Linked DNA regions of Homo sapiens: region 1 is linked to region 2. Evidence: read pairs that join two places in POLR2A ChIA-PET (ENCODE). Cell type or tissue: PC-3. All regions are shown on one strand.

What was found. ChIA-PET counts read pairs that join two places held together with the same protein. Peaks named below come from ENCODE experiments on the same cell type or tissue, not always from the same donor. Only the 100,000 strongest peaks of a DNase experiment are listed, where the experiment ranks them.
Region 1: POLR2A ChIA-PET joins it to region 2 with 5 read pairs; 1 of 35 experiments calls an interaction of 5 or more read pairs at or near these places.

What each region holds. Positions count from the first base shown.
Region 1 is chr20:15,704,674-15,708,673 of GRCh38, forward strand. The region is part of intron 8 of MACROD2 (mono-ADP ribosylhydrolase 2); the gene reads left to right. Among named protein-coding and RNA genes, the nearest start is that of MACROD2-AS1, 780 kb to the left of the region's middle. In PC-3, no CTCF peak of the experiment used is centred here; no DNase peak of the experiment used is centred here; H3K27ac peaks cover 910 bases.
Region 2 is chr20:16,104,982-16,108,981 of GRCh38, forward strand. No RefSeq gene overlaps it. Among named protein-coding and RNA genes, the nearest start is that of KIF16B, 470 kb to the right of the region's middle. In PC-3, no CTCF peak of the experiment used is centred here; DNase peaks (open chromatin) are centred at 1,400 and 1,680; H3K4me3 peaks cover 1,017 bases; H3K27ac peaks cover 2,514 bases.

The DNA.
Region 1 (4,000 bases), 400 kb before region 2:
GGAACAACTTTTGAGTAGCAAGGTGCTAGAAGATGGACATAAAATGGACATAAAATAGAATAGGAGTTGAAAGTAGATGGAAAATAAAAGTAGTGAAGAGAATCATGGCTGTGTTCAATCAGTAGTACTGGCAAGGCATAAATATTTGAAGTCACGAATCACTCAAGTATTTCTTTATTGCTCTTTGGTACTGCCCATTATCTTTATACATGCATGTATGTTTTACCTCTTCCAGCCTTGATTATAGGCCCCTTTAGGATTGAAGGTGTTCCAGTCACCCATAGAGGTGAAATATAGTTCCCTTTCTGGAGTAGTTGCTCAATAAATGTGTACTGCTTGATTACTCTGCTGCTAATTCTCACGGTCATTTATTAATTTCTATTATTACTTCCCCAAGTTTTCTCCTTTCAAAATATTATAGGAAATTCAAAATACCTTTCTATTATAAATTGATGTGTTTTATTTACAGTTCCTTATGATATATAATACAATTCCTCATAAAAAAATAAAATTTTAGTTGGTCTAAATACCAGGTAAATTAACATGATCAAATTAATAGAAAAAGTATCATGCCCAGGTAACATGTCAGACCAATTAAATCAGTCTTTGAGAGAGGATTCAGGTATTGGTATTTTTTAAAGCCCCATGGGTGATTCCAGAGTGAAGCAAAAGTTGAGGATCACCAGTTTAATTATCATCCTACTATATTTTAAGATAGAATAATTATACTTTATTTTTTATTGTGCCCCAAAGCATTTTTTTTTTAAATGGAGTCTCACTCTGTCGCCCAGGCTGGAGGGCAATGGTGCGATCTCAGCTCACTGGAACCTCGGCCTCCTGGGTTCAAGCAGTTCTCCTGCCTCGGCCTCCCCAGTAGCTGGGATTATAGTCACCCTCCACCACGTCTGGTTAATTTTTGTATTTTTAGTAGAGATGGGTTTCACCATGTTGGCCAGGCTGGTCTTGAACTCCTAGCCTCAAATCTCAGCCTCCCAAAGTGCTGAGATTACAGGCACGAGCCATGGCACCCAGATCCAAAGCATCTTTTACAACATGTAATTTGGAAATATCAATGAAGACCAATTCAGAGAAAAATGTTTACCTTCCTTTTTTTTTCTTACAGGATGTAGCTGCTTCAATTTATAAATAAGTATAGATATGCTATAGTAATTTTTGAAATTCTATAGCAAACTAACTTTTCCATAAATGAATATGGTTTCTTAATTATCCCAAGCTTGTTAATGTAGGTTGTACTTTTTTTCTTTTAGCAAACACATCAGATCATTTTGCCAAATTATCCAAGTCATTTTAAAAACATAAAGATATTTTGCAAATATTTTATATCTGCCAGTCAAAGTCAGTCTTGGTCCTAAATAGGATGTTGTTACATGCCTGCCTTATAAATGTTAGCATCACGGAAAGCATTTTTGTTTAATTTAGAAATGTTTGAGCTCAGAGGAAATAAGGATACTTATCTCGTTTACTCAGCTTTAGTAACTGCAAAAGGCAGAATAAAGGTAGCTTGCTGGAGTTGCTAGAACCCACATACAGTCAGAATATATGACCTCTCCTTTAAGCTCTGCCTCTTACTAGCTGGGTGACCTTTGGCAAGTCTCTTAACTTCTGTTAGTCTCCATTGCTTCATTTGTAAAGTGAAAGGGTTGAAGTAGACGGCACATAAGATTCTTATACCTGGAAAGTGATGGGGTGAGGGACTACTAAGGTCCTTTGAGTGCTTCTTGGTTACGCACTGTGAGAAGTGATGGAAAATAATTCACACTCTCAAAAATTCCATGACTCTATAGGAGAATTTTCAAGTGAACAGGCACAAAGTCTCTAGATTGTTAAATTAAGCCTATGAAAAATGAAGGAACATAAAATAAAAAGAGAGTAATTGCATTGGTTCTGATTCTCTCATAGAAAAGGAATTTTACACGTCGTTAATTCCAATGCTTTGTATTACAGATGAGGAAACCGAATCCCAAAAAGTTCAAATAACTTTCTATTACTAACACATAAAATAGCACACTAATAGGGGATGAAAATTTATCCAGTTTAACAATCCAGTCCTTCATGTCAATCAAAAGCTTCTTTATCACCATCATAATTCAACATTTCATTCTGTATTGAGAAGGAGGTGGATCTAAGATTTATATTTATGATATTCATGATAATTCAGAGTTTCTGAAACTGACATCACAGGAAGATTTTCACAAGTGGGCCAGGATGTGATTCATGGGCCCTGATGTTACAAGTCCAGATTGGCAAACCAAGGGCTGCTATCAAAGGGACTAAGTTGGATGGCTTTCTGGATAAATATTTCTTTGTAGCTGGATTTACAAAGGTTATCAACCCTCCAGATAAAAAGTCATGGTTCTTCTATTGCCCTAAGAGTCATAGATAGTAAGTTACACAGTAACATATTCATTTTATGTATATACATACATACATATAGTCATGTATAGTAAATTACATGAAAACATCAGTGGTGCCATACACTCACCTGATCCTGGGTGACGGAAACGAGTATGAGGAATTTAAGTAGTCCTTCTCAAAGTCTTCCCCAGAGATCAATTAGCTCATCACCATTTTACCATGAGGGTATGCTCAGGGGAGATATGTAACTAAAGTCCTGATAACTTGTACCAGGTGACTGTAAATCATTCAGTATTCAGTTAGTCAACAAAATCAACAAATAATTATCATGCCTCTATAGTATACCAGGCACTTGCTGGGCACTGGGAATATGGTGATTAATAAATAAGACTGTCCATGCCCCCAGCTTCATATTCTAGTGGAAAGGGAAAGATATCAAAACATGTTTGCAAGGCTGGGCAAGGTGGCTCAGGCCTGTAATTCTACCACTTTGGGAGGCCAAGTCGGGCGGATTACTTGAGTTCAGGAATTTGAGACCAGCCTGGCCAACATGGGGAAACCCCGTCTCTACAAAAATACAAAAATTAGCTGAGCGTGGTGGCGGGTGCCTGTAGTCCGAGCTGTTTGGGAGGCTGAGGCAGGAGAATCACTTGAACCTGGGAGGCACAGAGTTTGCAGTGACCAGAGATTACGCCACTGCACTCCAGCCTGGGCAACAGAGTGAGACTCTGTCTCAACAATAACAAAAACAACAAATACTTACAAAACGTAAAAAAAAAAATCCCTTTAGATATTTATTAGTGTGATAAGAAAGATGAGAAAGCAAATGCCATAGAGAATAGAGGGTGAAGAGCAAAGGCTGCATGGTGTGAGTGGTCACCGAGTTCTTCTCTTAAAGGCAGTGATGCTTAAACTCAGTTGTGGAGAGGGACGCAGTGTCACCAAGTTCTGAGGGAAAAGTGTTTCAAGCAGAAGAAGCAGAAAATGCAGTGGTCCTGAGATGAGAATGAGGAGCTCTGCACTTCTGCCAGAAGAGGCATTGTAATAGTATTGGAGATTTGAAATCGTTATTTTACTCAGGCATTTATTAATTAATATATTATTTATTCATCAAAATACATGTTGAGACTACTGTATATCATGGCCTATTCAAGACCCAGTTCCCCTGCCCTTGTGCAGCTTAGTTCCTGGTGGGAGACACAGACAATAAATAATACCCATAGTAAAAAGCAAATTATATAATTTGTAGGAAAATAAGGACTATGGAAGGAAGAAAAATTTGGGTAAGGAGGACCAGGAGCCTGGGGATAGGGAGGTCAGGGAGGGCTTGGCTGAGAAGGTGACATGTGATGCAACTGAGGGATGTGAGGGAATTAGCCATGCAGGTAGGGGAAAGAGCATCCTGGGAAGTGGGGACAGAGCACAGACATGCTGGAGAAACAGCAAGGAAGTCAGGGAGGCGGAAACAGAGCAAGTGAGGAGAAGATAGTGGGAGGTCTCACCAGAGAGGGAGCCAGACCCTGTTCAATAATGCCTCGACTTGAGCCCAGCATGCTGGCTCACACCTGTGATTTCAGCACTTTGGGAGCGAGGCAGTAGGATTGCTTAAGGCCAGGAGTTCAAG
Region 2 (4,000 bases):
AACATCCTTTCCAGGACATCTGGTTTCTCAGCTCTATGAGATAAGGCCTATAAATTACTTTGTAATGGGTTTCACCTCTGAATACTCAGATGCAGGTTCAGCTTCAGGCAAAATTGCTATGTAGGTAAACCAAGCTTGGGTCTTCCACCTTTGCCTTTCCTAGCCCCTTCTCTTTTTCTATCCACAACCAACAATTCTCCAAGGAAGGCTTTGTTCATTGCTATTAAGTTATTTCAGCCCTGGAGGACAGCTCAACGAAGTGGCTGATTGAACTTGAATGTGTCTCCACCTCCTGAGGGTACATTTATTCTAAAAGAAGACAACTAGGCTGAGCCATGCTTAATACAGCAGAATGTGTCTTCAGAGATAGAATATTGAACCCTTGACCTCATTGAAAAACAGACCATATCTTTTAGATAATTACCTGTTTCTTTGGCATCAAGCTCTCTTTAACCCACATTTTATATATGTCTACCCCCTTTTGCCTTCCATTTCCTAAAGATATACAATATGGTAGGTGGCAAAAATGGCCCAAAATGCTTCCCCTTGCATCAAGAGGTGAAGTTTATTGTAGCAGCTCTTAAATCCAGGTTGGCCTGGTGATATGCTTTGGCTTAATGGGACATTAGAAACCTTGATGCTGGAAGAGACTTGAAAAATCCTTGAGCACTGGGGCTTGTTTTCATGCCAAGACTGCCATGTAATTAAGCCCACATGAGCAGCTTAAAAATGAGAAGCCACATAGAGGGGAATCCATGTGATTTAGCTATGAGTGAGACCATCCTAGTTCATCCTACCAGACAATTTGCCAAACGACCACAGATGAACAAGCCCAGCAGAGATCAGCCAACCTGGCCTAGACAGAAGAACCACCTAGCTGACCCCCAGAATTGTGAACTAAATAAATAGTTCCACTCATGTTTGGGTTGTTTGTTACACAGCAAAAGCTAACTGATACACTTGATTCTATTGACAGAGCGAGTCTCTGTCTCAAAAAAATAAATAAAGTTATATTGATTACATCTAAAGATTATCTGAAGAAAGAAATCATCTTGGAAATGTTACCTTCTCTGGGATGCCTTCCCTGAGCATCTGTCTTCCATGTAGCCTTAGCTCCCATGTAGGTTAGGCTGGTGACTGTTCAGATGTTCTACAAAATCAGTGTTTATGTCTGCCTAACACTTGTCTCTATAATTTCCAGTTATGTTTATCTGCCCCCCTCTACTCTCTGACTGAGAAATTTTAAAGGTAGAAACCATGTCTTAATTGTCTTTGTACTTCCAGCCCCTAACTCATTTATTCTATGTTATGTTGAGCTGCACAAATGAAATATTTGACTCAGATGAGCATGGGGAGGGAGGGTAGGGAAAGCAGCCAGCAATGCTTTGCATTAGTCACAAGCTGGAGCCTAGAATCTCCCCTGGAACAATCCACACCCACCAAACTCACAAAATCCAAATAAACTAATGCTTATCTGGCCCAGGACCTTCAGAACACAGAGGTCTTTGTCTTGTGAGAGATGGATTATCTACCTCTTTCATTTCATAAGAGTTTACAGGAAAAAAATGTTTTATTCAAAGATTTCAAAGATACCCATTTTACATTGTTTTTCTCATTTCACCTCCCATGATGAGACAGGAAGGGACTCTGTATGCCTATATGACACATCACAAATCCAGGATTACCAGTTTTACTTCTTTCCCCAAACCCCAGTTTCCCTTGGTCATAGGGAATAGCTGGACATAATAATGATAAAAAATAGTTCACCCTTGCCAGTTGTCACCGGGGGACCTGCATTGTACTCTAACCTGAGTCTCCATCACCTTGCCCGGTCATTACAATGCTCTGGGAATTTATTATGATACCCATTTTACAAACAAGGGCTCAGAGAGTCTAAGATGAAAAGATCCACACACAGGTGGAAGAGCCAGATCTTGCTAATTCGAAAACTGATGTTCTTAAACCACTGTGATGCTGAAATGTATGATCTAAAGGCTGTAGAGCTATTATCTTGATATCTTGTTTCCGTCACCCACCCCATGGAGCTGACCCACTTTGCAAAGGAAAGAGACAGGTGAAAGCTTCACCAAAGGTCACCCAGCAAGGGAAGGGATGGCTTCTGGCCAGGCAATGCCGCATCATTGTTTGGGCTATTATGAAGCTGTGATGCCTGACATGGCCCCTGCAAAGCTGCCACCTAGGTACACTGTTAGCAGAAAGAGTCAATGGGCGGTGGCAGGCAGTCAGACAGGACAGCAAAGAAGAAGATTAAAATAATTACAGCTCTAATTGATCAGCTCTGCTCAAGAGGAGATTAAAAGGGAAAAGGCATATTGAAGAAGGCACTCGACATCCGCCCTGGGCCAGATTCCATCTGCTACTGTAGCCAGCTCTCTCCCCTCCCTCCTGGCTCTCTGTCCAGCAGCCCCCACTGCAGAGCTCCAGGACACAGGCTTGATGAAAGTCATTCTTTGTGGAAGGCATCAGGCTGTGCTCCCGTGAAGAACTGGTTTCACAAACAGCAGGGAAGAAGCAGCTCCCAGCAGCAGATAGTGGCCTCCGTTGGCAATGCTCTAGCACGGAATTGCCAGCAGCATGTGGAAAAGGAAGAAGGAGATGACCAGAACGAGGCCAACAAGGGGCAGGGGACTGGGGCAGAAGATCAGCCTGCACCTTGTCATCTGATAACCTCAGCCTGGCATTAACAGCCTGGGCTCCAAGCAGCACTGGCTCTGGTTTCAGCTTAGCACACTTTCTGACTTAGCTTTTGGCTTATTGTCATTTAGGAGCAGGTCCAGGGAGCAGTTTTTCCTTGTCCCTAGCACCCTTATGTAGGAATTGTAGAGGAAGGGCAGAGGAAGGGATTGGGGCCAGGAAGGATAGAGGAAGGCCGATTAGGAGGGAGTAGCAGCAGCCCTGGCTTTGCCAAGGCCATCTGTTTACACAGAGTCTGAACAAGGTCAAGAGCAGGTGATGGGGGCAAGGAGCAGGAAGAAACCTGCAGGTCACCTTTCTTACATATAGGACAGGTGATCACACCTAGTGGAAGGGGAACTGGGTCAAACACTTATCTCCTGTGTTTAGGCTCACTTCTGACAGCATGGCATGCAAGAGGACCAGAATAATCAGAGACCATAAACCTCAAGGTTCACTTTTACTTTATATTACAGGGGCTCCAGCAAGCATTTGCGCTGGCTTCCAAAGATGGTTGGGCCAAGTGGTCAGGGCAGAGTCAGACATCCATCCACCACATGGACTGTGGGAGCTGAGAAAAAAATGAATCATTTTTCCCTCTCACTGCCAAGTATAAGCCAGTGTGTCTCAAACTGCAGGGTCCATAACAATCACCGGGGGATCCTTTTAAAATGCAGATTATGATTCAGAAAGTCCAACATGAAGCCTGAGATTCTCTATTTCCAACAAGTCCTGAGAGATGCTGAATGCTGCTGGTCCAGGGATCAGTTTGAAGAGCAAAAGCCTAAACCATACTAGAAATAGATTAAAGAGCCTAGATGGGGATCACTCTTAATAATGATAAACAGGTACTGGAGATAATGGCCTGCAGTTAGAATTAAGGTTCTCCAGGCTGGGCTCGGTGGCTTACACCTGTAATCCTGGCACTTTGGGAGGCCAAGGTGGGTGGATCATGAGGTCAGGAGTTCAAGACCAGCCTGGCCAAATGGTGAAACCCTGTCTCTACTAAAAATACAAAAATTAGCTGGGCATGGTGGCAGGAGCCTATAATCCCAGCTACTCAGGAGGCTGAGGTAGGAGAACCGCTTGAACTCAGGGGGCGGAGGTTGCAGTGAGCCAAGATCATGCCACTGTACTCCAGCCTGGGTGACAGAGTGAGACTCTGTCTCAAAAAATAAAAAGAAAATTAATGTTCTTTCTGTCCTTTTCCCTCCTCCCACCAATGGGCCATCCTGACATATTCAAGGCATAGCAGGGGAAAAACAGAAGCTATAGAGGTGAGAGAGCTGAGACTTGGCTGGGTCAG